Regions from separate parts of the Mus musculus genome. Here region 2 is linked to region 1. A link is a loop called in an ENCODE intact Hi-C map of the cell type or tissue named here. Cell type or tissue: left cerebral cortex. All regions are shown on one strand. Each heading gives the region's core, and the rest is flanking DNA. Links, peaks and the distances in the headings are about the cores only. Region 1 overlaps Plcb1 (phospholipase C, beta 1). Region 2 overlaps Plcb1 (phospholipase C, beta 1).

Region 1 (16,680 bases), core at 3,758-11,757:
TTGGGAATCTCCAAATTCTATTGCCTCAGCAAACATGGCCACCTGTGGAAACCTTGCGTGCTGGTTTTAGTGTTCCGTGAAAGCATGACTTTTCAATTCTGTAATGTGCTTCTACCTATGACTTTCAAATGATGGGAAGCTGTTGGTTTCTCCTGTGACAAACCTGTGATTCTAGTGGGGGTAGAATCAGCGTCATAGCCAAAATAGCTACCAATACAAGATCTTGATACATCATTTCAATGATCTATATACTGTTGGTAGACAAAATGGCTAACTGTATCTACTGATCCAATAAAATGTTAGAATCAAGGTCAAGTTCATTTGCTAAATAGCAGTTTCACGTGTAAGCAGTGCCATCACACCATTCTCGCTGTCCCTCTGATTTTCCTTCTCTCATTAGCACACCAAGGCCAACTGTTCTTTCATTTGGTTAACTCTCCCATTCTTCCATTTACTCCTGTCATAGGGATCTCTGAGAAGAGATGTTTATGAAAGCAACAACTTTATGCATGATCATAGGCATAACTTATTAGTATCAGTTTGATAGGATAAAGTATTTCCATGGTGAAATTAGTATGCAGGGTGGTTATATAATCTCCTACAGTGAATGCTATGAGTGTTCTTATCCTTTGGACCTAACCATTCTAGAATATTCTTGTTCACACTATCCTGTTTGCATTGTATGGCACTTCCTTTATGCAACAGGAATTCTGGACTCACTCCACCTAGTAGGCTGCAATTTTTAAGTGTGATTTTTCCCAATGTATCCTTCAACCAGAAATTAATGGGTCGCAATTGGTGATCAGAGTTTGTTCTCCGTTTCTAGTGAACATCTAAGTGATCAATCCCTGTTCATTAGAATGTTTGCTTTTCCTCCTTACATTTCCCCATAAATGACAAATTTCAGTGCTTTTATATGGTTATATCTATTTCTAGATTTTTTTGAACTACTGAACTACTCTTATACCCATATAAGCCTGAATGTAATTACCCCTGAGTGTCCTGAATTTGCCCTTAAGCTAAAAATCCCCAGTTTAAATAAGTCAAAATTCAAACCATGTCCTAAATGAATAAGGAATTTACTTTCAGAAAGGAAAGTGCAAGTGTTTGCGTTGCCAGCCAGTTGTGTCTCTGCACACTCCATATTAATATTGATATCAGTATATTAATAGCTTATTACATGAAGAGTGTGTTTGCTGTGAAATAGTGTGCAGCTCTGAGATGATTTAAGAGAATTTTTTGTTCTTTAGAATCTTCACCTTGCTAGGCATACTGTATCTACTACCACTGTAACTTTGATGGCTGTCTACGACTTTTTCTAGAACATTTCAGAACATTTATTCCTTTTATTTGGGATTCAACAATTTGAGTCTTCATGTGATATAAAAACTGGCATTTTTTTTAACTCAAACCACAAAATTACTCTAGTTGGGGGAGGATGTATAAGAAGATATCTGAAATTACTTTTTTCATTTAAAAGTGACCTTTTAAAAGCCTCTGTAAATTATACTGAAAGCTTTCCTAAGAAAGCCACCTAGGAAAAACTATATGTAAGTTAAAATTATATCTGACCTACTATTTCTCCTTAAATAAATGTTTAAATAAAATATTTCCCAATTAGGATTTGCGATTGAGTGTTAATATATGTCCTTCAAGCATTAGATGTCATTTAAAACAGTTAAAACTACAACAACAGCAAGCACTAGCAACACTGATGGCTTCGTCATGGCTTGGTGGCAGGTCAGGCTGCTTTCCTGCAGGATGCTTGGCAGGCCCAAGTTTATGCCGTCATTTTCTGACTGCTCCTCATTGCCTTTCTATCTTCTTTTACCATAGTTCAAGGTTCTTACATTATAAGACTTTGAAACACTCAATCTAATATGGCTGAGTTATGCTATTTGCCCAGGAGAAGGCTTTGGGCTTGGATGAGGTGCTCCTTCCCCCAGGAGCTCCATCATGTCCTGTATCCAAAACTAACTCAATTCCACGGCCATGGGAAAGTGGTGTGGTGTGATGCATCTCAGTGCCTGGAGGTTCATTTTAACTTCAATAATAAAATTACCAAATCACCTAGAATTGAACTTAACTGTGCAATATTATATTGCCCTGGCCAATTAACTCAGTGAAGGTTTGAGGTAATATATTTGAAAAGTACTTGTAATCTGAAAAACACTAGACAGTTGTTAATTGCTGCCATTATTATTGGGAAAGGAGAAATATAACCTACCTGTGGCCACTCACAGTGGTGAAAATGTCTCAGCAGCGAGCAGAGAACAGCTCAGGCCTTAGGCAAGTGCTTATCATCAAAGCCTTTCTAATGACTCTGATTCATAGCAGATGAAAACTAATGCCAACATTTTTCAAACTAGAGGTCTTCACCCATGAGCAGGTTGTGAAATAGCCTTGTTTCCTGGAGACCAGAATTCTTTTTTTTTTTTTAAAGAGGATAGCTGAATAAAATTTAAAAGACTGTACTAATAGCTACCAAAAACAGAAAGGGAGACTATTTTTTGAGACGATTTCTAGGCTTACGTGTGTGTGTGTGTGTGTGTGTGTGTGTGTGTGTGTGTGTGTGTTATATGGAAACATCAAATATTCTAATTTTGATTTATGGAAAAATAAGTAAATCTAGTAAAATGACTTTTTTATCTGAATTTAAGTATATGATTTTTTTTGTTGCTGTATGCAGACTTGATAGTTACTAGATTGAATTTAAATTTTTATGCAAAGGGTTGGAGAGATGGCTCAGTGGTTAAGAGCATCATTTGTTCTTGCAGAGGATGCCAGTTCAGTACAACTGCAGTACACACTATATGGGTCACAGCCATCTGTAAATCCCAGCTTCAGAGGATCTGGTGCCCTCTGATCTGCGAAGGCTCCAGGCAGACAAATGCTCCAACTACACAGATATAAGCAAAACATACATGCATGTGAAATTAAAATAATTAAATCTAAAACATTTAGGAATATTTTATTAATAAAACATTAACATATCATAGGCTTATCATTCCTGATTCCAAATAAGACTTAAGGTTCAGCCATTCATATTCTTCTCCTAAACAAATATCTATTTCAGCTTTGTATGTTGTTTTAGAAATGTATATATAAGTGCATAACAAGTGTGAAAATTTTAATTCACATATCATCATTTATGTTAACTAACAGATTATTATTGTTTAAAATATTAGGTTTTCTATGAGATATATTTTATAAACCTTTATTCTTTAAAGCTTGATACAAATTTTACAATATTATTTGAATTATTCTTGTACATATTCTCTTTCATAGAGACTATATCAGTTATCTATTGCTGGGAAACAAATCACCTTAAAGAAAGTAATACTCTTTCCCTGTGTATTCATTGTCAATTTTGTCTGTTGTTGGCCTAAATTGGGTTTTCTTTAGTGCTTCTGTAACTGGCCGGGTAGAAATAAAGCTTCTAAAGAGACAATATGCCGCTCAGTCTGACTATCAGATTATGGAAATAACGGACCCAAGAGTATCTCCCGTCACAGAAATCTTGTGACGGGAGGAGGCTCCAGTCAGATGGGGAACTTTTTTTCTGAAAACACAAAACAAAAACAAAAACAAAAGCATAAGCAAAAGCAAAAGCAAAAAAGATTCATAACATGTCTGAACATTTCACAGAATGAGACTGAAGCCCAAACAAGGATCAGTGGTGGGCAGGACCACGTCTTAATAAGGACTCTTGGCATGTACCTAGTATTTAGTTTAATGTCATTTTAGAAATCTGAAGATGGACTGAAGAGGTCACCGAGTCTCTTTGTCTCTCCCAAATGTGGCCACATTGAATAAATCTACTTTTTTGTTTTTTTAATTATATTATTAATTTCACTGTTTGAATTGGCTTCTTAGGAATGGGTGGTCAAATGGCTTGTTGGGGTACAGACTGTGAACTCCAAGGCTAAGTTCTACAGGTCTCCTTACCTACCCTTCTTTCCTTCCTCCCTCCCTCTCTCCCCCCTCCTTTCCTTCCTGTCTTTCCTTCCTTCCTTTCTTTCTTTCTTTCTTTCTTTCTTTCTTTCTTTCTTTCTTTCTTTCTTTCTTTCTTTCTTTCTTTCTTTCTTTTCTCTCTTTCACTGGAGAAATGCCAATGAACTCTGTAGACAAATGTCCACACCTACCCTCTTTCTTGATTCTTGATAAATCCATATTTAAAAGAAGTTAATGTCGGAAGTAATCAAACCTATGCCTTTATAAGTTTCCTTAAGGAGGGCAGTACTGCTTCTCACTATGGTTGTACTAAGTAGTTTGAAGAGTGTGGTTTTGCTGATGGAAGAATTGTGTTTTCTGAGGAGATTCTGACGCTTTATTTAGATGAGCACACATTTCCCCAAAACTGTGTGAAGACACTGGTCAGTCAAGCCAAGTTTTGGATTGTTGAACCTTCAATTTAACAACACTCCTTTGTGTCTATTCTCTTTCCACAGATGCCTCGAAAAGTCCTAGTTCTAAGGACGATGTCACTCAGTGCCTCCTACATCAGTGGGATATAATTGCTATATTTAGCTCAAAACTTGGGCCAGAAATGCACACATTTCAATTTTGCTAATAAAATGAGCATATTCTGCTGAGAATAGTTTCATCCAACAACTTTAGAAATAACCGAATTGTAGAGTGGGTTTTATATATAGCCATTTGCCTCATACCGAACAAACTAAAAAGCAAAGTAGAGGATATCAGAGAATCAAAGCTCTTGGTATCTGTTCACAGAGTGATGCTTTCTATATGGATAATGGGATACTTCCTTGACCTGTGAATATCTTATCTTATTGCACTTATTGGGGTAACGTTGTGAAGAAGTTGGGGAAGCTGATGCGAGGGCAGTATGTCTGAGTGTGAATGTAAGCTCTGTATTGTGTTACCTCTCTATCACATAATGATCTTTTTATACTTACAGAGTAGAGATAATAGGAGTGGTTATACTGTAAGGTAGTTTTTGAGAAATGTATAGGTCTGGATATGTAGAGTTTATCGGACAGTTTCCAGGGTATCATGAAGTTCCTGGAAGAGTGGGATCAGGGTAGACTTCATCTGAGACCACTGTCTGGCTCTACTCAGTTCTCTGTATCACTGGTGTCTTTCCTCCCCCTTTTTCCAGCAGTCACTGGGGTTAATCATGTCCCTTCAGTCTCCTGTCTTAGCCCCCGTGGTTTGCAGCAACTCAGCTTAAAATACTTTATGGTGCTGGCTTGTTTTATTTTAGTCTATGTATTTTCCCCACTGAGAAATACTGGGCAAAATTTATATAAGACATGAGACATACAAAATGAAATGATGGTCAGGGTGTGTGCACGCGCATGTGTGTGTGTGTGTGTGTGTGTGTGTGTGTGTGTGTGTGTGCATACATATGCATCTAATTTCAAAAGTATGCAAACATATGCCTTTGATTATTCTTTGAAGAAGGGTTATCAACTTCTTTTTAGAAAAGACCTCTCACTTTGCCTGATCCTGCCAGTTAACTGTTCCTGTGGATCATTCAAATTGAGTCATGGGAAAGGTAGAAATAACAATGACAATTGCAAGAGATATGTAATATTGAAGTCAACTTTGATGCTGTAATGCATGCCAAATACTTTTCGGGAGGATTGTCTTAATATGTGTTGCACTTGTCCATTGAACCTTTCATAATCCAGAACTTGTAGAAATGAGAAAGAAAGCCTGATGTCTGACAGGGAGCCATGAGTTGTAGAACAGTCTCTTTTCATTCACCTCATTGTCTCCTCCATTGCCTTTTCACAAACTGCTCTTCTTTCTTAACTTTTCCTCCAAAGCTTGTTTTGTTGCTTACTGTTTTTTATTATTGAGCAAAAAATGAAAACATACATTCCGCATCTCCGTCAGGGCTAGGGGGTGAAGACAGAATGTTGGCTTCTCCCACATCAACACAGTGAGATGCAGGGATGCGGAGTACTCTGATTTCCTCACTGGATTGACAGCTCATGCATATGGCAAAATCAGCTTTCAAAACAAGTCAGCTTCAAGCAGCAAACAGCATCTTAAACATTTTTTTTCTACGATGCAAACTATTTTAGTGCAATTCTGGTGAGTTTTAACATTATTTTTTTTTTGTCTTTTCCAATGGGCAAGTTATTGATTAAAGCTGGAGACAATACATCTTAGTTCAAAACACTGTTCACCCATAGTTTTGGTTGGTTCAGGGCTTAACTGAAAATAATGTTTAGTTGTTGTTCTTGTTTTAAACACTTCGGCTGAATGATTACCCAATAATGTCCCCCAAAATGAACAATTTTGTTTAGTGAAAGTCAAATACTTGGAACTGGAGAGATGGCTCACCACTTAAGAGCACTTGTTGCTCTTTGAGAAAACTGGAGATGAATTCTTAGCATGCATCAAGGCTCACAATCATCTGTAACTGCATGTCTCTGTTGCCTGGTATTGACTTTCTAGTGTCTACTGATGCTGATGTTTATGGTTAAAAATCTCACTTTCGGCTAGGTGTATTGGACCACCAGGAACTCCCAGAACTAGGTAAGCGGAAGCAGGAGGATCTTGAGTTTACATTTGGGCAGCTATGCTGGCTAGTTTTATTTCAAATTATCATCAATTGAGAAAATGTTTCCATAAGATCCAGATATAAGCATTTTCTTAGTGATTGATGGTGGAGGCCGCCCATCCCATTGTGAGCAGTACCATCCATGAGCTGATTGTCCTGGGTTCTATGAGAAAGCAGGCTCAGCAAGCTATGAGGAGCAAGTCAGCCACCAGCACCCCTCAGTGGCTTCTGTGTAAGCTGCTGCCTCCAGGTTCCTGCCCTTCTTGAGTTTCTACCCTCATTGCTTTTGATGATGAGCTGTTCTGTGGAATGATGAGTGAAATAAACCCTTTCCTTCCCCAAGTTGCTTTGGTCATGGTATTTCATCATAGCATAACAAACCAAACCCATGTCTTGCAGTATGTCTCAAAATGAATAGTTTGTTGTAAGGTCTGTGGTTGTAGATCAACACATGCTCAGGTCTTAGGTTTAGTCCCAGGACCATGAAGTGGGAGTTAATAAAACAGAGCAAAACCAAATGTAACTTCTGATCCTTCCCTTTTTGAAAGTGAGATCTGTTTAAGATTCTTATTTCTGTCAATAGTATATGAAATAATTGATCTAAGTTTTTATCAACTGTCTGAGTCATAGAGAGACATTAAAGAATTAGAGAGCTGCTGTTACATAACTGGCCTCAATCCCATCTTGTACCCTTTTACTGAGAGAGCAAACAAACCTACGCAAATATGGAAGAAATTAGCCACCGCCTTTGCCAACCCCCATGCTACTCACTCAGAAGAACGTATTGTTGTTCATGGTACAGGCTGGGAATGCTAAACATTCTTAAGCCAGGGCCTTGTGTTCCCTGCCCTGCTACTGTGTTTTGTTTTCTGTTTTAAAACTTTTCTTTATGAGAAGGTTTATGGCAAGTGGTAGGCAGGATTCTCTAGACTCTCCCAGTGAGCCTGCTGGAGGTGTGGGAAGGAACTAGATGGGGCGAATTTTGTTCTGGCTTTTTCAGCTTGCTTGTGGCTGGTCGCATCCAGTTGCTTTATTGACATGACGATGCTGTCACCTAAGGCTCCTCTGCCATTTCTGCCTTCATGAGGTTCAATTCAGAAACCTGTCCAGTATAATCCACTTTTCATTTTTTCATTTTTTTTATTACTGAATGTATTAAGGATTGACATTCCAAAATGAATGAAAACTTAGGATCAAATGTATTTATGAAAAACAATTTATATCTCTTAAGAGTGTTAGTCTTCATTCCTCATACTATAATTTCTTTATGAGTGTCTTTTGCTTTAAGTAGAGAAATTTCTAGTAGCTCATCTGAGAGGTCTGGTACATGTGTGGCTTGAAAATAAGATAGTTTGACTGTGAAATGTTTGCTTGACACAGCAAAGAGATAAGGTAAGTTAAACTTACCCATAAAAGTAAAAAGTACAAGACATAGGGGCCTGGAATCAAACAAGCAAGACGCAAGATTAATATTTATGTAGGTGTAGGGATTTAAAGGCTTGTACAACCCAATTACATAACAGAGACAAAATAAGGTAACCCTGGTTCTAACATCTTATAAAGAAGCAGCCACATTATATAACTAGACTGCATTTATCAAGTAGCACATTCCACCTACACAGCTTTGGAGGAAGATGGAAGAAGTGGGGAGGAGGGGGAGATTTCTAAGGAATAAGAAGGCAGAACAATGTGAAGTGTGTGGTGCTGCCGTCCTAGCGAACTTCTTTAGCACTGTCCGTAACATCCTTCGCAGTAGTCTTTGGGGTAGACAAGAGAGTTCATTGGTTTGTGTCCTGAGATGTCTGCATAGGAGCTTGGGTTGCCATAGGTGCTGTCACTGTCACAGATAACATCATGTGTGCTGCTAGTGTAACAGCATCATGAATCAGTACAGAGGAGAGAAAGCAAAGGCAGGATGGTAACGGCCAGCTTTGTTATGTGACCAGTGGTTATGGGATGTGCAATAAAGCAGAGTCATCATGGGGCAAGCACCCTGGAGCTATTTCTATTCTTTTTTCTTCATCATGAAACTGGGTGATTTTTTTTTTTACTTCTTTAGTATCAAATCTTAAACAGTCGTAATTCTTGTTGAAAAGGTGTGTATTACTAACTCTACTTGAGTACACACCACTGGGAAAATCAAACTCCCAGCCAACTTTCTTGTTTATTCCCTATAATTTTAGCCATGTTAGATTGTTGAGCTATCGAGGCAAATATCCTCTTCCCAAGTCTACCATATAGAAAGTACATAGGATCTTTGTACTGCCTCAGAGTTTGTGTGACAAGTTTTGCTGAAGGAGATTAATTTAAAGAGCTTGTTAAATTAAATGTCACCTTTGAAGCATCAGACAGTGTGTGGTCCATACTTTGTCATCTTTGCATTTGTGCTGTTGGAGTGCCTGACAGCTGGTGAGGAACAGTGGGGTCCATGTCCCTATTCCTTATGGAGGTTTACATTCATGATACAGTCCAGCTAGATGAAAGAAAACGTGGCAAAGCACATAGGTGACAATGATCGAGGAACAACTCCTATGATACAGACTAATTCCAGTCTCCAGTCAGTGACCTAGGTGGAAATGGACTCCAGAGGTTGCCAGCAATCAGGGGGGAATGTCCCCTCTAGATGTAGCGTGACGTAATTTCTAGAAAAATGAACATTTAACAAAAGAAGTTGGATAATAATTGAATTCATACTTAAAGACTTTGGGGATAATTTAGTCATTTCACAGTATTAATTTCTATTTTATGGCAGCCTTTATTTGACTGATATGAATAGCAGTGGCTTACTTATAAATCTGCTGAGTTTGAAGAGAAACTTGGCCAGAATGAATTTATAAAAAGTCCTTTCTAATGATGAATTTTGATTGGTAACCGTACTTCACCAAGTAAATGGTTATGTTGGAATCAGTGGCCAGGTCCTGGGCCATCTAGGTAGGTTCTCGATCACTGCGAGTCCTATTTTACTGTGGCAAAGCATCCGCCCCAGGAGCTTCCCTAGGCAGGAGACCCAGCTCCACTGGCTGATGGAAAGGCTTGGCTCTGCTGAGCTCCTGGCAGTGTGAGGTTTTGTCAAAGCTCTTTTAGAACATTATGTTTTAAGAGCAGTGACAATTTGCATTTAAGAAGTTGATTCCTGGTGGATTTCAAAGGTTGCATGAATTCCTGTTTGAAAAAGAAGGTGAGAAAATAAATTGTTCCAAAAAATGAGACAATACAAATGTTGTGTGTGGGCTATGGCCCAAGATATATCTGGGTTCCGAACTCATCAATTTTGTGTAAGACTTGGACAGAGATGCTGTTTGATCTGTAACACTCAGACAAGAACAGTTTGTTAGAGGAAACAGCAGTCAGTGATCCCAAGGTCGTGAAGTGTATGCCATCATTAACACTGATGAAAGTGATCAAAGGGGAGGCAAAACGCAGAGATCATCACAGCCAGGAGTGCGAGTGTGGGAAATGGAAAGTTAAAAAAAAAATCACCCAGTTCCATGATGAAGAAAAGGAATAGAAATAGCCCAAGGGTATTTGCCAGGATGAGTCTGCTCTATTGCACTTCCTATAACCACTGGTCACATAACAAAGCTGGCCGTTACCATCCTGCCTTTGCTTTCTCTCCTCTGTACTGATTCATGATGCTGTTACACTAGCAGCACACATGATGTTATCTGCGACAGTGATGCAAATGCCCTGAATATCAGTCTTTGTCTTTGGATGTATGGCATTTTAAAATGTAGGTTTATAGACACATACACACATACATGCACACATGTGCACATACACAGAGAGATCAAATAATGAATAAAAAATTATAAATATGAACTAAAGAATCACCTTTACCATCAGAAGTAAGTCATCTTCATTCACATTGTCCCATTATTGTATCTTGGCCCACCTATAGATTCATATATAAAACAAGTACGAATAGCTTCACAAAACTAAGATTGTTCTTTCTGTAGTCTTAAAATTCTAGTTTTATTATTGATTTCTTCCCTAAGGTACATAGGACTAATCAGTCTTTTCTACTTCGTCTGACTCCATGTCTTGGTATTGGGTGTCTTTTTATTTTTATTATTTATTTACTGATGTATTTACTGATGTATGTATGTATGTATGTATGTATGTATGTATGTATGTATGTATGTATGTATGTATTTATTTATTTATTTATTTATTTATTTATTTATTTATTTATTTTACCCTGTTTATGATTAATGGCTCCATCTTGTCCTGGAACAATGTCTCTGCTCTTCATTTTTTACCAGCACCATATCTAAATGTAATTTGTACTCTCCACCTAAGCTCACCATGGCCTTGCAGCCCTAAATCCTTTGTCTTGATTCTTCTCTACCTTGCCTCAGTTCTGCCCTCAAAGTCTCTAACAGTGAGGATGTAGCCAGTGCACCCTTGTGTTATCCTGGATGGTCTTCCGTGGTGGGTCGTCTGGTTAGGTATGCTATTCTTGGATCACTTTTATAGCCATTGCTTCTTAGCCTTCTAGCACAGGGTCATGCAGAACTTTAAGAAGGAATTGTTCTTTCCTTGTGATGAATTATTTGCTTGGATGTGTAAAAAAAAATCTTCCTTATTTTCCTCTAAACTAGGATGCCTTCCATAGTTGCTTTGCCCCCCTTTCATCTTGCTCGGATGGTGCTTTTCAAACATTCTGCCTTTTCCAATAAAATATTGGTGACTCTTGGCTTCCTTCCTTTGTTTGAGACCAGAATGTTTCCATTCGCAGCCTGTGGTCTGAGAGCTGGGTGCTAAGGCTTCATTTTTTTTTTTTTTCTCTTCAGTGGGGAGGCTGAAGAGGCAACCAATGCTGAACAATTATTTGGAGAAGGTCTTGTTTTGCTTTTAACATTTTGTTGTATAGCATTCCTCAGATTTACATAACTGCGTGTATGTGTGCACACTCATGCTCCTGCTTGTGTGTGAGTGCTGGCGTGCATGTGCATGTTTGTGTATGTGTGTGCCTGATGTATGTGTACTGTGCATGTGTATATGTACATGCTTGTGTGTATGTCCGTGCATGTGTATGTTTGTGTGTGAGTGTGCATGCGTGCATGTGTACATGCGTGTGTCCATGTGTCTGTGTGTATGTCTGTGTGTGTCCGTGTCCATGTGTGTCCGTGTGTGTCCGTGTGTCCGTGTGTGTGTGTGTGTGTGTGTGTGTGTGTGTGTGTAATGGGTAGAGTCAGTGATTCCCAGCTCCTCTTGATCCAGAAAACTCTGTTACTTTCTTAGCTATCTGAGCTATTCCACAGGGTTAAACTCTGTTTTTGTTCTGTCTTTGTTATAATGACTTTTCTCTTTTGTAAATGTATTCTGCAAGGCACTATTTAAATCTCCCTTTATGTTTTTTAACTTGAGATCCTCGCAGTGTTTTGAGCGGAGGTCAACAGGTTGCTTCTGCTCCTTTTGAAGGCGTTTGTTCTGCCTGCAGAGACAGTGTGGAGAGGAGCACCCAGCTTCTCAGGAGGGTCTTTAGATGAAGTCCAACTGGCTTCAGTATTTTCATTTTGCTTCTTTAATTTTTCTCTTTTAAGCTTTCAGTTCCTGTCAGTATTGAGCGAGCTCTCCTTCCTTCTTCACCCCCCATTGATGAGCTGAATAATGAGGAATATTCACAACTTACCAACTTTCTATTTATTGGGGAAATCTTTTTTCTCTTGACTTATTTTTTCTTGATTATTTTTTATAAATCCAGAGAGAGATGGGGGGGGGGGGGCAGGGCAGAGAACATTCAGAAAAGATGTGTTATGTAGACCGTTTAAGCAAAGTGAAGTCAAACAAAGCAAAGCAAAGCAAAAACAAATAAACAGAAACAAGCCACAGTGTCTTTGATGTTTCAAAAGCAAAACCTAACAAGAGAATAATAACTGAAGTAGACTGTCCATGGCATGTGAGGATGTTCACCACTCCAAAAGCAGGTAGGACAAGAAGCGGGCAGTGTCCTACTGCATGTCCAAATGCCTCCCATTGATCTAGGTGATTTTTTTTACTCTATGGATAAGCAGTATTCACAGGTAAGAACAGTGAAGCACAACATCCAATCTGATCGCCCTGTTGTACACCTTGCTGCTGGTAGGGGGTGTTGTATGACACATCTGTCTCAGTGTAGCTGTGGAAGTGACATGAGCAAATGCATGGAAGGGTATGATGAGCCTCTGATGAATATTTTCTCTTCTTGCTGCTGTTATGTCATCCAGTGAAAGTTCCATGTGTGAATTTGCTTTCAATAAATGTTCTTTTTGCATTATTAATGCTTTCCAAGAAAAGTTTGCATACAAAGGGCTGTGGTTTTGCTGCTTAGTGATCTGCGTAAGGCCAAGAGAGCCTGACAGACTCTGCTCAGGCTAAGTAACCAGGCTCAGGGCAGTGAGGAAACTGTGAACCACAAGGGTCTACGGGATGCACTGCTGGTGGGGTAGAGGATTTGGGTGGATAAGTACTGGTGCTAATCTTGACCATACACTCTGCAAATCGCTGTTCATTTCATTGCACTCCTCATAGAGTTAGTTGACTTCACTTTTGAACTCAGAAATTAACTGTGAGTCACTTCATATGAAGTGTGTGTGATGACAAGCAACACAGAGGGGAGAGGGCATTTGAAGTGTGGCTTCCACACTGTAGGTTACTCTAAACAGAACATTATCGTGCTTGGTCTTTGCTTTGAGTTTATATCATCGCACTGTTTTTCAGCATGTGTACCCCTCATTACGCTCACAACCTGTATCTCTGATCCTAAGAATCCATTAAAAATGCAAACTCTCAGACTCTCAACTCAAGCCTACCGAATCAGAACTTGCAGTTTTACAAAAAATTCACAGATATTCATGAATATCAACATTTGCTGTTATTGCATGTGCTGATATAGGTGAGACTTTCTTCGTGGAGAAAGCTATAATCCGCAAGAGAAATGTGGATATAAATAGTCTTTAAACCCATAAATGATGCTCCCCAACTCACATTAAATTCTGCAGATCTGGGGATGTGGTAGCTCATGCTTGGAATCACCCAACTCAGGAGGGTGATGTAGGCTGGCCAGTAATTTGAGACTAGCATAGGCTACACAATGAATTCTAAAGCATTTTTGAGCACAGAGCAAATCATTATATTGAATGGGGGATTGTGGTGATTCAAAACCACACCCAAATGCCTGTTGGGTTTCATTTTCTTTCCCTGACAGGTTGGTGAAAATGTGAAGAGATGGTAATCTCCTATGTTGGGCATGGCCAAGAAATTGATGCTGGAATTTCTAGGAGTTTGGCTTTGGGTGGGGATAATCTCTGGAGATAGTTGAAATCATGGCCTCTAACAGATGCATGCATCCCATTTTCCTGGCAGGGTAATTCAAAATAGACTGAAAGTAGAAACAAGTGTTCATCCACGGATGGATCCATAGAGAAATGATAGACACATGCATGGTGATATTATTCGGCTTTACAAAGGGACTTTTTAAATACTTTATTAGATATTTTCTTCATTTACATTTCAAATGCTATTCCAAAAGTCCCATATACCCTCCCCCGCCCTGTTCCCTAACCCACCCACTCCAGCTTCCTGGCCCTGGCATCCCTCTGTACTGGGGCATAGGATCTTCTCAACACCAAGGGCCTCTCCTCACATTGATGGCTGACTAGACCATCCTCTGCTACATATGCAGCTAGAGACACAGTTCTGTGGGGTACTGGTTAGTTCATATTGTTGATCCTCCTATAGGGTTGCCGACCCCTTTAGCTCCTTGGTTACCTTCTCCAGCTCCTTTACAAAGGGATTTTTATGTTTAAACATGACACTCCCTAACAGACTCGTGTATTGGAGGCTTGGACATGAGCTGGTAGATTCAGTTGTTGAATGCTGAATGGTTCTGGAGAGCGCTCAGTTTCACACTGGAGTGCCAAGCTGATCCCTTTTTTATTTGGTGAAATTATGGGGAAGTGATGAAAACCAGGCAGTGGGACTTGGTTGGAGAAAGTAGGTCAAGAGGTCATGCTCACAGTGGGTGTGTCTGATGCTCAGACCTTTTGGCTTGCTCTTAGTCAGTCTCCTTATTGCCATGAGTTACACACCCTCTCCATCACATCCCAGCATAACAATATTCAGGCTCATTTCAAGCCCAAAGTGCTGCCTTCAGTTGACCCTCGTGGCAGTGAGGAAGCCAATCGGTCAAGTCAACCTGAAACTGAAGCAAACAGAGTATTTGCTCTTCTAGATTGTTTCATATATTTGCCACAACAATGAAAAACTAGTACAAGAATAGAATTCTGATAATTTCTAGTATATAGATAAATTTGAAGTCCTTAGGTTTATGGACCAAATTGTATGATTATACATACACGAAGTCCATAAAAGGAGCTAATGTGTAAAATTGCAGTTAGCAGGGACTGTTGTTGGGTGACTACAGAATTGCTACTTGGGATGTCAAAATAGTGTTTTATACAAACAGTTGTCATGGTTACACAGCATTGTAAATATACTCAATGTCACTGAGTCTAATACCTTAAATCTTAAAATGGTATTTTTATGTGATTTTTTTTCATACAAAACCGTAGTGTGTCTACACAAAGCGTTGCTACACAGTGACAGCAGAAATTACACCGCACACACTTATGACAGATTTGTCTAATATGATGTTGCTTGAAGAAAGTCATGTGCAAAATAGTGGACAGCATTAAATGTAGGGACCTCATTTATATAAAATATAGCAAGACAAAAGCCAAACAGGTATATAAGGAGTGCAACTAAAGTGATTAAAGTAATAAGTAAAAAAGAAAGCAAAGAAGCCTTATCACAAATGGTGGGTGTGTTAGTTCATGTTCTGTTGCTGTAATAAAAGCGCTTGAGACAGTCTGATTTAGACAAACGATGCTCATTTAGTTTACAATTCTGGTAGCCGCAAAATCTTAATAGCATGAGTCTAGATACTCTTTTTGTCAAACATGGCAGAAAGACGGAAAAGGAGGCAGCCACATGTAGTAACAGCCAACTGTGTGGGGTGAACTTACTTTGATATCTTCTATTGCGAATTAACACACTCTACAAATGTGCTAGTCTCCTCTGAGGGTACTGGTTCCAGTGATATAATTACCTTATATTTCATAAAGGTTCCACCACTCCATCCTGCCACCTGGACAAGCAAGTGTCCAGCAATCCATGTCCACTATAGCAGTGGGTTTATGCCTTTCTCTAGTAAGGATCAGGCGAGCACCATGAGTGCATAAGAAAGTGCCTTGGAGAGGCTGACAGGCCCTGTAATGGTCTTGATGGGTTTTATGTGTGTGCATTATAACTCACAGTATGTTTTTTTTTTTTTTTAGTAGAAATAAACTTATTCCACAAGGCTGGTAATAGGAGAGTGGGCATAGCAGGGACAATTCTTTCAACCTTAAGCTGTTATCAAGTATGATAAACCTGTAATTTCCACTGTATTTAAATTTTCAGTTAAAATTACCATACCAGAAGATCATCAAATTGTCTGTACTAGATTACTGTAGTATATTTTGATGTCATGTCTTTAGTTTATGTAGAGAGCCCAGAAAATCCAAATGTTTGTTTTGCATACATGTCAAAATGATTGCATTATAAATACCACTATCAAGTTTGCTTTGTCCTCAGAATCCCTCATTCATTATTAAGTTGCACTTTGATACTCTCCATTTTAGCTGAGAGCAAGGAGTATGAAATGTTTAATTATTAGAAAGAAAAAGAAAAAGGAAAACTGAATTCTTTTTCAATTTAAAATCTGTTTGGTAAGAGTGTAGATTAAAGCACAAATGATCCCTGCAGAGGGGCCTCCTAGAAGCTAGGTTAACTTTCTTTTTCAAATCATACCTTAAATTTCTAGGTAACAATTTGTTTCTGGAAACAGATAAGGCAAGAATCACCCTGTAAGGTCAGGTTCCTGTAGCTACCTCTGTCCCATTGGGTGATGGGTTCTTTCCCAGAATGCCTGCCTTGTTTAGATTATCAACTTCAAGTGGACAGGAAAGCTCAAACGCTCATGTGGGAGTCATGGAATTTCAAATAGCATAAGAATTTGAAGAGATGTTGTTACTATGTTTCTTTAAAACTTCATTTATCTCCCAACACAGTTCCATGCTGGGGAGTCTGTGCTTCTGAACATGAAGGGTTTTCTCTTG
Region 2 (16,680 bases), core at 5,561-13,560, 50 kb before region 1:
AATAATAATCTCCCCTTCCCACAGACAAAAAAAAATATTAGTCAAGTGCATAGCACACTGAATGAGATTAGTAATAGTCTAAGTCTTAAAGGACTTAAATCTCCTGTTATAGATGAGTACTTATCACTTTAGCAGTAAGCACAAGGCCATTAGCCTGGCCCATATCCATGAGGGAAGATGAGGCTGTATCACTTAGCTCCTGGCCTTTGACCTCACTGTGCATTGCTCGTACAGACACATAGACAGTTACTATGTTTCATTTACTGCAGGATGAGTGGTTAACCCTATGTTCTTCTGGGATTCAGTCCTTGTTTGTCATTTAACTATGTGACTCTCATTTAAAGTTCTCAGAGCATCATTTTCAAAACAGAAACAAAATTTGTGTTCAAGTCACAAAATTGTTTAAATGAAATGAACAATTCACAAATGTATTTCTTAGCTGTTAAGTACAATTTTGGTTAATGTCAAACCTTCCACCTTTCAATAAAACTCTATGTGTAAGTTTTTTTTAATTCACTTAATCTTTCTGTTAATAGCAAGTACAGCGAATACCTGGAGCATTTTAATGTTCCACTATTCAGGGTGTTAAACTAATTGAAGCATGGTTTGGAACTCCTGGCAGGTTTATAGAAAATTAAAATTAACTAGCTTTTTTGGCTATATATATATATATATATATATATATATATATATATATATATATGTGTGTGTGTGTATATATATATATATATATATATATATATATATATATATACATATACATGTGAACAGGTTTTAAATGGAGTTATGTAATGGGAGTGGAGAGCAATGACTCACCTAGATTCCAACATTCTCAAATACAGAGCCTAGTGACAGCCATGGGTTATTTTTCTTGGAACAGGAACTGGGTGGCACAGGATGACTTGTGTTACTCTGTATGGTCTACCCTCTTCTACTTGGCAAGCCTGAGTTTGTTCTCTAGAAAGAAATAGGTCTCTATGGAATTAAACAGCACATAGAAGAGTGCATGAAGTCTCAGTTTGGATATGATACCTTGTTGCCTCCCTCATACAGCTGGCAGAGGCAGTAGTCAGTGAGTTTCTGGCCAGTAGTTTACTTTAGAACCCCAAACATGACAGGCTTAAACGACATGATCTAACATAACATGGTGTTAGTTTCCCTCAAGACCTTGCTAGCAGTACCCTACCCGATTGCTGAAGACATCACACACTTCATTCATAGGATGTCAACAAAAAAAGCTGGTACTTACTATGAAGTTTCCTCCCTCCTGGCTGGTCTTCATAGTGCTGGAAGATCCTGTGTTCACTACTGGTAAAATAACTATCAGCCTTACACAGCTGTGATCCCTATGTGGCAAATAACACTTGGCCTGGCCAGATAATCACAGTAGTCCAATAGTGGTACAGATATTATAGGACTGACCAAGAGCAGCTACTTTTTAATTGTCTTTAAAGCCTGTTCCATAAGATAAAACTCATGCTTGTTACTGTTAATAGGATCAAGAATTTGAGTCTAGGAAAGTCATAGGTCCTGGAAGAGTACCTGCTACTACTGTTTTGCTAAATGGACACAGTGGTAAAGTGACTCCTAATAGTTTCTCATTATACCCATAGACTAGTGCACCTTTCAGCCCTCAGCAGTTTGTTTTTGCACTAGTTTCCAGTTAATACAAAGAGCCACAAATTGTGAACATGTGAGACTTCAGATGCCCAGCCCTACATGGGGCATCTATGGAATACTCTTCCTCTGAAGGCTCAGAGATCACTATAGAAAAGGTGTATAAAGATTGTAAGAGCAAGAAGTATCAGATGAGTACAAAAACATTGTTTTCTGGGCACAACAGGACATTTGCACATATGAACTTAACATCACCTGTGGCAGCCTGTGCAAGAGTTGTACATGCTCAAATCCCAGCATAGAGCAGGTGAAGAGCCATGGAGTCCCACGCCTATCCAAGGAACTGTTGGTGATTGGTGGCTGCTGGGAGAGGGGAATTCTGCTTTCTTCAAGGATTGTGACCCCTGAGAAACTACTCATGCTCCAGCAGATGGCCCTACACCCTTGTAATACTGTCAGTGCTAAGTGAACTTGGTGGGTTTAAAAAAACACATGAAATTGAGAGGGGACAGTGGGGGCAGTAAAAGACTAGAGGAAATAGAGATTAAACTTCATCAAAAATATTGAATATAAATGAAATTCTCAACAAATAGGAAGGATTTAAAAATCTAAAGCAGAGACAATTTGCAATGAGCTACTTTCAGTTTATGAGTTCCAGAATGCCATTTATAAATGTTAAGTCTTTTTAGGTTTATCCGAGTGTAAGCCAGGTGTGCTCCAGAAGTAAAACTTGCCAGCTGGAAAAGGACTTAAGCAAAAAGGTAATGGGTTGTGCGTCATCACTGCTCACTGGTCCGTGTCTTTATGTGTCAGTATGCAGGTACCTGCATGGTTCTGAAACAGAAGTTTCTTGGGCTAAGTTTTACTTGCATTCGGGATCACCATGTCAGCAGCTATGATTTCTAATACTGATTTTTTTTTATTGTTAGTGTACTTGAGATATGACTTTTACCTGTTGCTATTTTGAAAGAACAATGGTTCTCTTGGTGTGGTTGTAACTTCCATTCCTTTAAGCAGGGCGGTGGTGACATGACTTTAATCCCAGCACTTGGGAGGCAGAGGCAGGTGGATTTCTGAGTTCGAGGCCAGCCTAGTCTACAGAGTAAGTTCTAGGACAGCCAGGGTTACACAGAGAAACCCTGTCTCAAAAAAACCAAAGGGAAAAAAAAAGATCATTTAGAAACACAAATGTTTCTACTTTAAAATGATGGCTACTCCGGCCTAGTAAACACAGAAGTGGATGCTCACAGTCAGCTATTGGATGGATCACAGGGTCCCCAATGCAGGAGCTAGAGAAAGTACTCAAGGAGCTAAAGAGATCTGCAACCCTATAGGTGGAACAACAATATGAACTAACCGGTACCCCCCAGAGCTCGTGTTTCTAGCTGCATATGTATCAGAAGATGGCCACCCATCAGTGGAAAGAGAGGCCCATTGGTCGTGCAAACTTTATATGCTTCAGTACAGGGGAACGCCAGGGCCAAGAAGTGGGAGTAGGTGGGTAGGGGAGTGGGGGGGAGGGTATGGGGGACTTTTGGGATAGCATTGGAAAAGTAAATGAGGAAAATACATAATTAAAAAAATGATGGCTACTTTTGTAGCAATGATGGGGAATCCTAAATTTTTAATAAAGAAAGTACAAGTGATTAAAATACACTTCAGACATTTTTCCCCAGGAACACATACTGGAAGTTGTACAGATTATGATTTCAGAACTCACCTCTGTTCTAAGCATGCGAGAAGAGAGTCTGGAAGGAGGAATGCTGTCAGAGTGGCGAGAATGTGTGCCACGAAGTCACCTGACCAACACTGTGAGAGTTAACTTACTTTGGAGTATGCATAAAATCATTTGCTTTTAACCTTGGTGGGTGGATTCCAGGTAGCACTCTTACAGTTGGTAATTTCCAAAAGCTCCCTCTAGTACAGTGGTTCTGAACCTTTCTAATGATGCAACCGTTTAATACAGTTCACCATGTTGTGCGACTCCCCAACCATAATATTATTTCATTGTTACTTCATAACTGTAATTTTACTACTATTATGAAACATAATGTAAGTATCTTATATGCATGATATCTGATAGGCCACCCTTCTGAAAGGGTCCTTCGACCCGAAATGCAACTGGCAGTTTGAGAACTGTGACTATAGAGATAGTGAGAATGAGTCTGAAGAAACTGGATTTTTTTTTCAGTAACTGTGTAACCAAACTTTAGCTTGTGTCCATATCTAATTTGTGCTATGAAAGATCTAGAAAATGCATTGGAGAGTGTTCTTTCTTACTCTCATCTGCCCCTCTTTCACTAAAGGTATTAGCTTTAATAGTTTTATATTTGTAAAGCGTCTACCACGCCATGGTGCTCCCTGTAATAATTCTTGAAGTGGATTAAAATTAATTGTCAGAATTCCAGCAATCCAATTAAAGTGGAAACTGCAGAAAGCTCTTAGATATGAAAAAATAAAAGAAACACAAATCCATTGCTAACAGTTGAGTACAAATTGTAACTACACTGTTCTTCCATTTCTAACATATCAGTATCAACCACTCAATAGTTTGATCATGTCTCCTAATGATAAGGCTGAATAAACAGACCTTATCATGCATACATTTTGGGGAAAGTGCAATGATCCCTCTATTATTATTTGGTAATATCTACCAGAGCTATAAATATGTATAGGTTTACTCAGCCTCTTCTCGTTGGGCTGTTATATCCTATGTGTTTGTATATGTACAAAATGATGTATATATTAGCTGAGTCTCAGAGCTGCTGTAATATCCTATCTCAAAAATGATGTAAGTGCCCATCAGTGGGTGCCCAGTTGAATAAGTTGTGAGCTGTTCATACAAGGAAAGATTTTGAAGATCGCTCAGAGCTGAATGAAGAGGCTATAAGATCTCTCTCTGTAGTGATGAACAAAGACCTGTACAGTCTATCAGTCACTAGCATAGTGTTGTCCAGAAACTGGGTAATAAGAGGAATGAATAAGAATAGAATCATGTTTGCATAAACAGCAAGTACCTCTCTCAGGGCATTTACCTTGTGTGTGGAGGAACAGTAAAGGAAGATAACATGGCCACTGCACCTCTAAACTCTTTCCATTCATTTACCAGTGACCATTTCTCACAAGGGAAGGAGAACTAAAACATCCAAATATTTAGTTCTACACTTTCCACTCATGACTATTTATGTTTGATTCACTTTTAGTTGCTGGATTTTGTCATCTAGTTCTTTTGAAGGATTTATGAATATTCTGTTTGTTAAACTTCTGGATGAGGGACAATATCATAATTCTGTATATGATTCTCACTTGAAAATCTTTAAAATGTTGTAATGTTTCTTGTTTCTACTTTTTGTCTGGAGATTTAGTGAAGAGGGCACAAAAAATAGCTCATACCATGAATCCTTACTCCACAAGTTGGCCTGATTTTTAAGGTACCTTTTAACTTTACAGTATTTTCCTGTTGCTTGCTTTAGCTCCAGCTTTCTACTATGGAGTATGTCTAGAGAGATATTTTTGACTCCTGATTGATTTGATTTAAAAGTTTACTTCATTCACAAATTACTGAAAATGGGTGATTACTTGAATGAGTAAATGAAGTAAATATCTAAATGATAAGAAATTTTATGGTTCTTTTAGTCACATATACTACACATGAGTTTGGTGTCATTTTCTTAGCTCTTTGCCATATTCTTTTTGCTATTTGAATTTCTTCTTCTTCTTCTTCTTCTTCTTCTTCTTCTTCTTCTTCTTCTTCTTCTTCTTCTTCTTCTTCTTCTTCTTTAAAGAGGTCAGCTATTTAATATCTTTGTTTTACATTGACTGTGATATAAACTTCATGTATAACATTTTCTTTGTGCCAGAGTTATACACATTTTGCCTATCTGTGATTTTGCTATCAATCACAATGCTGAAAAGATCTGATGATTGAGAGTCAGTGGGGAATGTCATCAGTTTCTCTGTGTACCTCTGATTGTCCAAAGCCTCTGAGAAGTGGAAGCTCTGATGGGATTAAATATGCAAAGATTTTATTATTGGAAATACTTGTGTGATGAAGAAAATAATTATGAAATAGGCAGAAGGAGACTGGGAGGTCTCTCAATTTGAGATATAATTTTGAGGGAGAACTGATAGGTTGATTAGAGAAATCTGAAGCTTTTGTTTTGTTTTAAGTGAAATCAGCTGTCAGAGTATCTTATCTCCTAGGCAGAGACCAGTATGTACTTTTCTGCTGGGATCTATCACTGACTCTGAGCACCATTGTAAGTCTTGACCTCAGCATGAATGTGATGGTATTCTGACCTCAATAGCCTGAGCTTTTGGTGAGACTCGTTCTCTGCATAGCCCTGTAATAATGCTCCCTTGCGAAGTGGATGGCAAAGTGGATGCTGGACCTTGTCACTTTGTATTGGTTCTCACATGACTTCACCCACCCCTGTGATATGCAGTCACTCACTTTTAGTATGCAGTTCTGATCTCTTATCTACCATGCTAGCCTTATCTTCCTGTTACTTGTGAAGCCCTTTGCTTTGTAACCTTATAGAGCTTCCGACTCTGTACCTCACCATGAGCATATCATTCTTCTCCCAGCCCTGATCCTACAATTTATCTTCGTCTTAGCTCCTCATGTCATCTTCCTTGACATCCCCATATTAAACCTCTGGAATTGTCTTCTTCCTCTCGGGATACCTCAACAGGTACCATATCCTTTGGGTATATCTGTAATTCTGCCCTCTTTCTATTTCATCAGTGACCATTCTAATTAGGTTCACAGTTTTCTCTTTAATCACATATTTTATAGTGGCACAAGACGTTCTCAGTCCACTCTTTTGGTGATGGAAGTGGCTGGCCAGACACCGTTTACTTCATAGAGTTCTTATGATTGATTTTTCTCCATAGTCCTTGGCTTTGATGCCTGTTAAAATAAATACCAGTGTCTGCAATAGAGAATGAGTGTGGTGGTGGCAGTATTCCCACTTCTGGCTTTCACATAGCTACTATGAATGAGAGTTTGAATATATAATTCAAGTTTCAGACTCCAGCAGTGCCTACTGTATGTATAGTGGTAGAGAAAGAGTTAAAGTAAATAGCTAAACTATAAACAAATATGGCTACTGTCTAGTGTGTGCTGGGTTGATGATGGTGGTGGTTTTCTTATGCCTTATAGGCACATTGGAATGAAACATGATAAAAAATTTCATAAAGAAGAAATGATTATTGAACCAAGTAGTTTAAGATTCAACAATGATCAGATTGATTAATTTTTTATTAATTTTTTGCTTAATGAGTAAATTATATCTCCTCTTGTAGGGGAAATAAGTCCTTTGAAATGAGGGGCATGCTGGTTTAGTATTTTAGTAATGATTTTACTATAAAGGTATGGGTGAACATCATGTTTATGTGAATCTGTACTGAAATTCATACATTTTATTAAAATATGTACTATGTTTATTTTATTCCTATTAGGAGATATTCCATTTGCACATGTAAAAAACGGACATTTTGGAAGCAGAGATGCTGCACAAGGGAAATGAATCCCTTTCTACTTTGCAACAAAGGTTCTGGCAGGCACAGTCTGATGTTCTCATAGGAAGCCCAGTGACCTTGTGGATGAATGGATTTTTCAATCACATTGTAAAGTTTGCCATAATTTGTCATCCATATAGTCTTAAGAAGCAGGGTTATGACAATATATTGATTCTCCATCCCCCACATCTTATATTACTTCCAGTAAGATTTATCTAAGAGCTAGATCTCTTTCAGCTTGGGAGAACTTGAGTGCCGACAACTTCCCTCTTCCTTGCTATTTGTCACATGCAGAGCCACTGAGGAACTCAAGCACTTTGGGGATGCTTTGCTCAGAAAACAAGTTGCATAAGTATCCAGGAGAAGAATAGTAGGAAGGGTAGTTTTAACAGAATATTTGTTAATGTTCTATTAGGTCACAAGGCTGTGACTTGAGAGCAGCTGGCTTGTTGCTAGGGTATCCCGAATTGGTAGTGAACAAGCACTCTGCTTGTTCCCTTTTCTCACCGACAGACACATTAAGACACAGAAACAAAGACCTATAGATTCTGTATACACTTCTAGAGTCAGAGTTCTTCAGATCAGATGGCAGGTGACTCCATTTCCCTGTGTTTTTGAAGCAGCAGACCCCTCCCCCCTTTTTTACTAGTTGTACATATCCCCATGCCTTTTCCGGGAAGCCTTGTTAATTATTAATCAGGTCAGTGTATGAACCTCATGAAATTCTCAGATAAGGACTTTCTTGATATCTCTTTTTACACTCACTGTTAAAAGTATACAGATTAGTGTTATTTTTGCTTGATTATGTGAAACTGTTCAGTTCTACACTTGAGAAAAATCCTAACTGTTCCCAAATACCAATACTCCTGTTTTGAAACTTGAAATTCTTTCCCCTTGCCATCAGAGATAAGTTATGCGTTGTGGTTAGTGAGCTTGATGCCCACATGTAATCTTGTGTTTATGATGGCAGAATGAGGTGGGGAGTCAGTTTTTTTTTTTTTTTTTGAATCCTGGTTCTTCAGGTCGGTTGGCTACTGAGTTTAGAGGCTGAGGCATCTACAGGCAACCTGTAGGTGCATAATGGTTCTGATTGCGTTTTATTCATAACACCCAGATTATTTACCAGCTTAAAGCTGGCTATTTAAGGGTGAGCATTAACTCTTTAGCAGCACTGGGAGCTCTTTAATAAGTAACTAAAGACCTGGAGGTGATCTCTATTTTTCTAAATGCACTGGCTTTTATTACAGGTGCAGTTCACTGAAGGTCACTCGGTGGTTTCAAATATTTAATGTCCTTTTCTAAGAGAGTGGCCCCAGGCCAGTGAGGAAGCTGGATAGAATGTTATTTGTCAGTGCCCTGTGCCTAGCACACTAAGCCAGGTCGTAGTAGTTGTGTTCTGGCAAGGAAAGCAAATTGACAGATGTGACTGGAGATAGTAGGAGGGCCTTGGATGAAACACATTAATGAGGTAAGAGTATATGCATCAGGGCTTCCAGCTGAATATATTTGTGGCTTTTGGGGAGTAATGTTTTATTTTGATGTAATTTCAAACTTAAAAGAAAATTAATAAGACCAAAACAAGGAACTGTACACTGCTGTATGGGGGGAGTTGAAATGACTAAAGACAACATTAAGGGCACATGACCAGTAACATCACCTCCTGGGAAGATTGAGGGCTACGAAAAGAGCTGTCTGTCATCCAGGGCTCCTAAGTGTTTTGACATAAAGGCTTCCATGAGGAAAAATGCAGCATTGCCTGTCTCCTTAGATCAGAGACAGAGGTTAGGTGTGCATCCCTCCTAATCTACCTGTGGAGATAGTAGAGTAGTGCACTTCTGTCAGCTACACGGAGCAAAAGGCACATGAATGACAGCAAAAGGCACCTGAATGAGGATTCAGCAGGTAGGGATAGGTAGAAATGACTCAGATGTAGAAGAGGCAGAGAGAATGTTCAGAGAAACTGTAGAAGAGAAAGGGCATATGTTCAGGGCAGAAGGCAGCTCAACAATATAATGGGAGTCAGATGGTGAAGGTATGTGTAAAAGACTGTGAGCTTGTTGCAAGATCTTATGAAAATGGGGCTTGTTTACAGGAAATGGTCTAATATCCACATAGAACCAGCTGACCTTAATGGAAAAATACTTTCTACTGACTATCCAGTATATCTCCAGCATTGCTAAGACATTTGCTGTGCATGGTTTTTGATGTTCAAGTCCAGCCCAGGATTTCTGCCTTTGTATGTAATACTTAGGCTATTTTTATATAATTAGTGGCTAAAAGACAACATTCAAAGTACAGATAACTGGTATTCTGATCCATATATGTTAGACGAGACTGTGGGGAAAAATTTGACAGGGGCGCGAATTAGATAGATAAGCCCCGATGGCCACAGCCATGGAGTACTATGCAGCTATAAAAGGAAATTCACAGGAAGTAGCAGCGCAGAAGAATGATGCCTCTGGGTACTGATGTGGAAATAGCTCCTGGGGGAGGGGGAAGAGGTAAGAATAATCTTCTTTTGCACATTTTTGCCTTAAAGAAGCTAGGAGATATAAAAATGAATAAAAGTGTTTTGTGGTGGGTGGAAACTGGCAGATGGAGATGGGTGGGTGTGAAAAATCTTCACTGGCTAAATAAACCTTCTTTATACTTTTTAAAGTGTGTTCATGTACAAGTTGATGAAAAATGTAGAAAAGACGACTCTTATGTTCTCATAGGAACCTCAAGGACAGCTATTTTTCCACCCCCAAATACATTATCTTCATTTCTCATTTAAATGGGAGCATTTTTCTTTAGACATGAAAATGACATTCTCCAGCTTCCCTTGCAGTCTTGTGCAGCTCCTGGACCAATGACACATAAGTGGCATTTGGTGTCCCTTGATATTTTGCCACAGATTTGATCAACCACAGAGTCTTTTTGCTTTGCTTTCTTCTTCCCAAGTATGGATGTCCAGAGCCTCAGCAGATGCTATGGACCAGGAGAATGCATTGGGCTAAGAGGACAGAGCAGAAAGATGGAAACATGAATTCTAGTGCTACTGTGTTGCTACCACATATCTGATTTCTGATTTCTCTGACATGAAATGGAAACAGTTCTATTGTTGAGGTGGCACAATTACTTTGATGTAATTCATAGCATTTATTAGATATTGGGTTCTGGTCTAGTATTGTCCCTTAATTTGAATTTTGTGTCCTTTTGTGATCTTATCTCTTTTGTGAACTTTGCTGCGACTTAGATTTTTCTATTACTTCTTCAGATCTTTAGGTTGAAGCAGTTGAAGCCTGAGATAAGTATTACTGCAGAATCATGAGCTATTTCAGCATTCAAAGTGCCAAAGTTATAAACATTCTCGTTAGTGTAGCTTGCCATTTTTCTTTGATAGGTAAATGTTTACAAGTAAACAGCTAAATATTTAACCCCTTAGCACTTGACAGAAACCATATACATATGTCAGAATAAGTGTTCACAAATTTAAAGACATAGAATTGCATGGATTTCAGAATGGGCAAATGTCAACAGTACTACCACACTTACAATTTAGGCAAAAGCAAGCCTGGTAAGGACTGGGGAAAAAATGGCAACAGTGATGGAGTTTATGTCTTAGATTGATAGGAGGTATTCTGTGGTCCTGGTGGAGAGGGATAATGTATTTTCAGCTAGCATATCTATTAATTTGTTTATAATAGACTATAGTAAATAAATGTTAATATTCTACGCCAAAAGACTTAGTAATAAATAAATTCATTTTCTCTTGCTGAAAGATTTGCACTTTCAGTACTAGAAGCAAAAGGGCATTCTACCATTCTATCTGTGACCACGACAGTGTCTGTCTTACTGTCCACATCTCACTAGACTAGTCTTGCTCAGGGAGCAACAATGCAGGAGCAACAAGGAGACAAAGTTGAGGCATGTTTCATAACATCTAAATTCTTTGCAACCTGCAATGACTTCTTTCAGCCCCCTTATACTAACTCAATTTGCATATCCAATTTAGCACCTTTTCTCTGATTTAAGTAGAAATAATACTCGACTGGAAAAAATTGCATAATTATTCAACATTATGAAGACGGGCTTTTCCCAGATGTTATTAGTAGAAAACCTTTTCAGAAAATAAAGAAGAAAGCATTCCAATGGAGAAAAAATAAAAGAGGCTTAAAAGATAAAGCAATAATTTGTCATTGTGTTGCTGAGAGGGAAGGTCTGCCTCTGCTGAAAGTTGCTGTATCCTCCAGATTCTTTGAAACTGATCCCCACTGTTGTGGCATGTGGACTTGGGGCCTTTAGAAGGTGACAAGGAGTGTTCTGGGTGGGCCCTTGAAAAGGAAATTAGCACCTTTAGGAAAGAATCCACAGCATCCTCCTTGCCACACAATAAACAGTAAAAGATAGCCTTCTGGGAGGAAGAGTGTGGTCTCCAACTGGCATGGAATCTGCCAGGTAACTTGATTTATATGTAACCATCCTCAGAACTGAGAGAAATAAAGGTATGATTTGTTTTTACAAGCCATTCCGACTACTCTATTTTTGCTTTGAAAGCACAAATGGAGTGAAACAGATCTCTCCCGGTGATATAGTAATGTCAGCACATTTGACACAGAACAGACATGCCTTTTCTATTTCATGTTTTAAGCCATTTGTTTATTTATACATACGTTCTTGGGTAATTGTTCACTGAGCATCTACTTTGTGCTAGACCCATGCAACTGGAGATAGAGTCCCCAGTAGCATAGTACTGAGAGTCTTCTGTGGAGTGGAAGAGAAAGTAGACTACTCTGAAAGATAGTATTTCAAAAGAAATCTATTGAGGCTGTGGGTCCAGAGAACCTGGAGTCAGTAGGATCTGAGCTCTCAGACAGTTTGAGTGCAGATGGGAAGTACATTGAGTCTTGAGTCTGTGAATCACTTGAGCTTGGCAATGTGATAGAGCTTTCCCTGAGAACACTTAGAGGGCAAAGGCAGTGAAACCAGAGTCTAGGACATGGGACAGTAAGGTTGGAACAGTGATGCAGGAGAGAAAGTTCGGCAGTGCAGGAACATATGTGACCAGTATAAAGTGTTCTTCCTTATCTTTTTTGATAATTTTTGGTTGAAAGCTGATTTTATTCAATATTAGAATGGTTACTCCAGCTTGTTTCTTGGGACCATTTGCTTCGAAAATTGTTTTCCAACCTTTTACTCTGAGGTAGTGTCTGTCTTTGACACTGAGATGCGTTTCCTGTATACAGCAAAATACTGGGTCCCATTCACATATTCAGTGTTAGTCTATGTCTTTTTGAGTCCATAGACGTTAAGAGATATTAAGGACAAGTTCTTAAGATATTAAGGAACTTTTCTTCTATAATTTTGTTGAAGATATTTATTTGCCCTTTTAGTTGGGAATCTTCACCCTCTTTTATACCTATTACCCTTAGTTTTCATCTTCTCATTGTGCCCTGGATTTCCTGGATGCTTTGGGTTAGGAGCTTTTTGCAGTTTTCATTTTCTTCGATTGTTGTGTCAATGTTTTTTATGGTATCATCTGCACCCGAGATTCTCTCTTCTATATCTTGAATTCTGTTGGTGATGCTTGCATCTGTGATCTTTTACCTAGGTTTTCTAACTCCAGGGTTGTCACCCTTTGTGATTTCTTTATTGTTTCTATTTCCATTTTTAGATCTTGGATGGTTTTGTTAATTTCTTTCATCTGTTTGATTGTGTTTTCCTATAATTCTTTAAGGGATTTTTGTGTTTCTTTTTTGAGGGCTTCTAGCTGTTTATCTGTGTTCTCCTGTATTTCTTTAAGTGAGTTATGTATGTTCTTTATGGCATCATGAGATTTTACTTTAAATCCAAATCTTGCTTTTCCAGTGTGATCTTGTATCCAGGACTTGGTATGGTGGAAGGATTGGGTTCTGATGATGCCAAATAACCTTGGTTTCTCTTGCTTATGATCTTGTGCTTGCCTCCTGCCATTTGGTTATCTCTAGTGCTACTTACCCTTGGTATATCTGACTGGAGCCTGTCCTTCCTGTGTTCCTAGTTGTATCAGAACTCCTCAGAATCCAGATGTCTCTGTGATCCTGTGAGTCTGGAATCCTGTGATCCTGAGATCTTGGATGTGTCAGAGCTCCTGGGTTTCAAGCTGCCTCTGGGACCCTGAGATCCTGGTGTGGCCAAGCTCCTGGGATCCAGGGATCCTAGGCATGTTGGAGCCCTTGGAAGTGGAGCTTCCTCTGGGTGTTGTGGGACTGGCTCTGATCCTATGATCCTGGATGTGTTAAAGTACCTGGGAATGGAGCTTCTTCTGGGTGTTTTGGGACTGGCTTTGGAGTTTACCTCAAGGTCTGCTCAGGGCACAGGCCCAGACGGGAACTTGTGCCACTGCTCGGGCAGAGTTCCTGGGTTCCTGGATCCCATTGGTCCCAGTTACTCCCCAGTGTTGGGGCATATGTTGTGTCCTCCTCATCTCTGATCCTATCACAGATGGGTATTTAGAAGTTAATTGTGATATTTAATAAACACAATCAGACACTGGGCATTTAGTCATATTGAGGACTTAAAGTGAGATATCTAGGTATTTTGGTTATGCTATGAAGATGTCACCTTCAGAGACCCACTCTAAATCATTGGCATATATTTGCAGGGAATCTGGGAGTTATTTAAACTGCAAGGGAGGATTAGAATTGTAAAGGATTGCATGGGGCAGGGGTGGGTGGATCAACATAACCTTGACACTTGCAGTTCTGTTCTGTCCTATTCTGTTCATTTCTGGGCATATGGTAAAACAGGAAAGTTAAAATCTGTGTATTAAAGATTGCATCTGTGTAAGGACAGAGCCTGGCTGGGTTCTCTACTAACAGTTTTTGTTAGAGAGGAAATCTTTTTTGCACCTGAATATTTTCCACAAATAATGTTAAATAAGTTAATAAAAGTTAAAATCATTTTACAACAAACTCCATTGCAAATACAATTTGAGATTTTGCTCCAAGAGATACACACCTGTGTGGCTTCTTTTTCCTAGCTAGGACTTATATCTGTGTGCACACATGCTTCTGCTGGTTTTATTTTCTTAGGTGAGGAATCTTCATCGTTCACTCATCCACGAAGCTTGCTTTAATTGCAGTTGTCAGAGTACATGAATCATATTTTGATAAGGTATCTGCACTGTGCCACTGTGCCTGGTACCCCCAGTAATGTGCTGAGCATCAGAGCTGCAGGGCGAGACATCGACAGCTAAACAGCAGCTGTTGCAGTATCTTTATCACAACGCCTCTGAAGGAAGTGTCCTCAAGATGAAGGAAAAATCATCACAATTCTGGATAGAATGAAACTAAGTTTCAAGAGCTGTATTTAGAAAATAAGTGATGTCTGTGTTTTAGGATGAAAACGGACATAGATGATTTAAGAAAAAAAAAAGACAAGAAAGTCTTTATGTCTCGACAGCATTAAATGTTTCAGTGTCACGGGCATAAAATTGGACAGTAAGGCAGTATGTAAATATTTATGTATTAAATTATGGGAAATAAAAAGAAGGCACACCCACCATGATCATAAACATGCAAAGTGTAATTGTTTGTTTATATAGAACTGGAAGGGATATTCAGACATGAAGCCAGCTGTTTCATTAGAGTTGGTTTTAAGTTCCCTTCTGCTGCTATAATGATATTTTTGCAACATCTTCAAAAACACAGAGAAGACAAAATTGATTCTTTTATGGAAAATGTTAATTATATTGAAACTGTGGTTATAAATGGAAGACTGGTGTTACATTAACTAATAATTACAGTGGGTATGTCGCAACAGTCTGTCTAGCTTCTGTCATGAGCGATGCTGAAATTCTCTGTCGTGAAAGATGCTACAGTTCTCTCTTGTGGGCCTGTCCTCTTTAACTTCAAAAGGTGTGTGGTTCGGTCAACCCTGTCCCTCTCTGTAGCATCATTGAGAAGATAGGCTTCATCCCTTATGCGACACAATGCCAGTTTCAGGTCTGCACTTACAAAACTATAGAGAAAGTCTAAGAGAATCTGTGAGTCATCCCTTTACTATATATTTACTCTTGGTCCAAAAACATACTTTATGTCACAGTGACACATTTTATTTCATTATAATATCAAATTCTCCTTTTTTTTAATATAAAATCTAGTGACTGTCACCATTCTTCACCTGTGTTACAACTTTTAAACTGAAATGATTCCAAGCAGGACATGGAGTCTTGTCTCTCCTTACAGACTCATGGGGGTATTTTAATGGTGACAGAAGGAAGTCAGTCCCAAAGCAGCAACAGTACTTGGAATGAATCATTAGCAACTAGATATTTCTTTGTTTTGCTTTTCCCACCTGCTCTTTTTATCAGAGTCATGAGATCCTACTCTAGAACTCTTAGGGTACAGACCTAAAGAAATCCATCTTTTTGGAACATGGAGCTGGAAGCATGTAACGAGAGAATTTGTTTATCAGTTTTGTTGTTGTTGTTTTGTATAGCCCAGGCTCTATGTTCATAATCTCAAACCTCCTGCCTCAGTCTCCCAAGTGCTAGGATTATATGTATGTGTTAGCATACTTGGATAGCAGGTAGAATGTTTCCTTTGATGTGTTATTTTTCTAGTGGAGTATTTCTTTATTCATTTTCTTTACAACTAAACTAGATTAGATCTCATAAAAAGCTTTGTAAGAAGGAGGTTGTCGATGCAAGCATTGACAAGCAGGGAGGGAACAGTCATTTTTCTTATAGCAATAATGCAGAGAACACATGCCTTCATTCCGTCACTAGGATGTTGCCCTTAGAGAGGAAATTCTTTGTTTATGTAGTACTTTCCCAAGTTAATTAAAGGGTTTAACAGGCATCATCCCACTAAACAAACAGAAGTCTAATAAAATGTAAGCTGTTTAATATCATTGCATCTGGATCATAGGTGACATATGGCTAGCTCCTGACTGTGACAGTAGGCTTTCAGCCCAAGGAACTTACGTGTACTTTTTGATCTGCACCTCCATATAGAGAATAAGAAATTTGGGAATCAAATTATTAAGTCCAGACCAAATTAATATTTCACTTACTGTATGATGACAATTAAAAATCATTTAATAGAGATGTTTCAACTCTTTACGATTATACATGTGAGATACAGAATATACATTTTACTAGTGAACTTAATGTTCATAACCCAAACACTAGGCTAGTTAGGCAAATGCAGTAGAGAATGGAGGGCAATTGTGTGAGGGATACTAAAGCATTGCTCAGCTTTTGTCTGGGTCTTCACAGTGGGAGCTTTGGACCAGACAGTCGAGATGATATTAATGCGTTTGTTTCTAAAAAAATGCTTTGCTGGCAGTTTTCTGTGGAGAGGATGATTAATCATGTCAGAGATAACACTAAAGAATAGCTGTGAGCTGTAAGGGGCAGCTACCGGGACCCCAGGATCTCAGGCTGCTCCTCTGATTAAAACTTGGAGGGAAAGAGAAAGGATACCTCTCACCCCTTTCAAGTAAGAATTGAGGTTACCCAATGTGTTTAACCTTGGGAATTGTCAACAGTTGGGAAGAAACTAGTGTACATTT

Evidence for each region. A loop is a pair of places that touch in the nucleus more often than their neighbours do. Peaks named below come from ENCODE experiments on the same cell type or tissue, not always from the same donor. Only the 100,000 strongest peaks of a DNase experiment are listed, where the experiment ranks them.
Region 2: it touches region 1 in a loop (9-fold over the local background); 2 of 42 quality-filtered maps call a loop at or near these places.

Annotation. Positions count from the first base shown.
Region 1 is chr2:134,889,087-134,905,766 of GRCm38, forward strand. The region is part of intron 2 of Plcb1 (phospholipase C, beta 1); the gene reads left to right. Among named protein-coding and RNA genes, the nearest start is that of Gm39941, 20 kb to the right of the region's middle. In left cerebral cortex, for the core only: no CTCF peak of the experiment used is centred there; DNase peaks (open chromatin) are centred at 4,566, 5,160, 5,906, 7,361 and 2 more places; H3K27ac peaks cover 4,759 bases.
Region 2 is chr2:134,837,045-134,853,724 of GRCm38, forward strand. The region is part of intron 2 of Plcb1 (phospholipase C, beta 1); the gene reads left to right. Among named protein-coding and RNA genes, the nearest start is that of Plcb1, 59 kb to the left of the region's middle. In left cerebral cortex, for the core only: no CTCF peak of the experiment used is centred there; a DNase peak (open chromatin) is centred at 9,703; H3K27ac peaks cover 1,566 bases.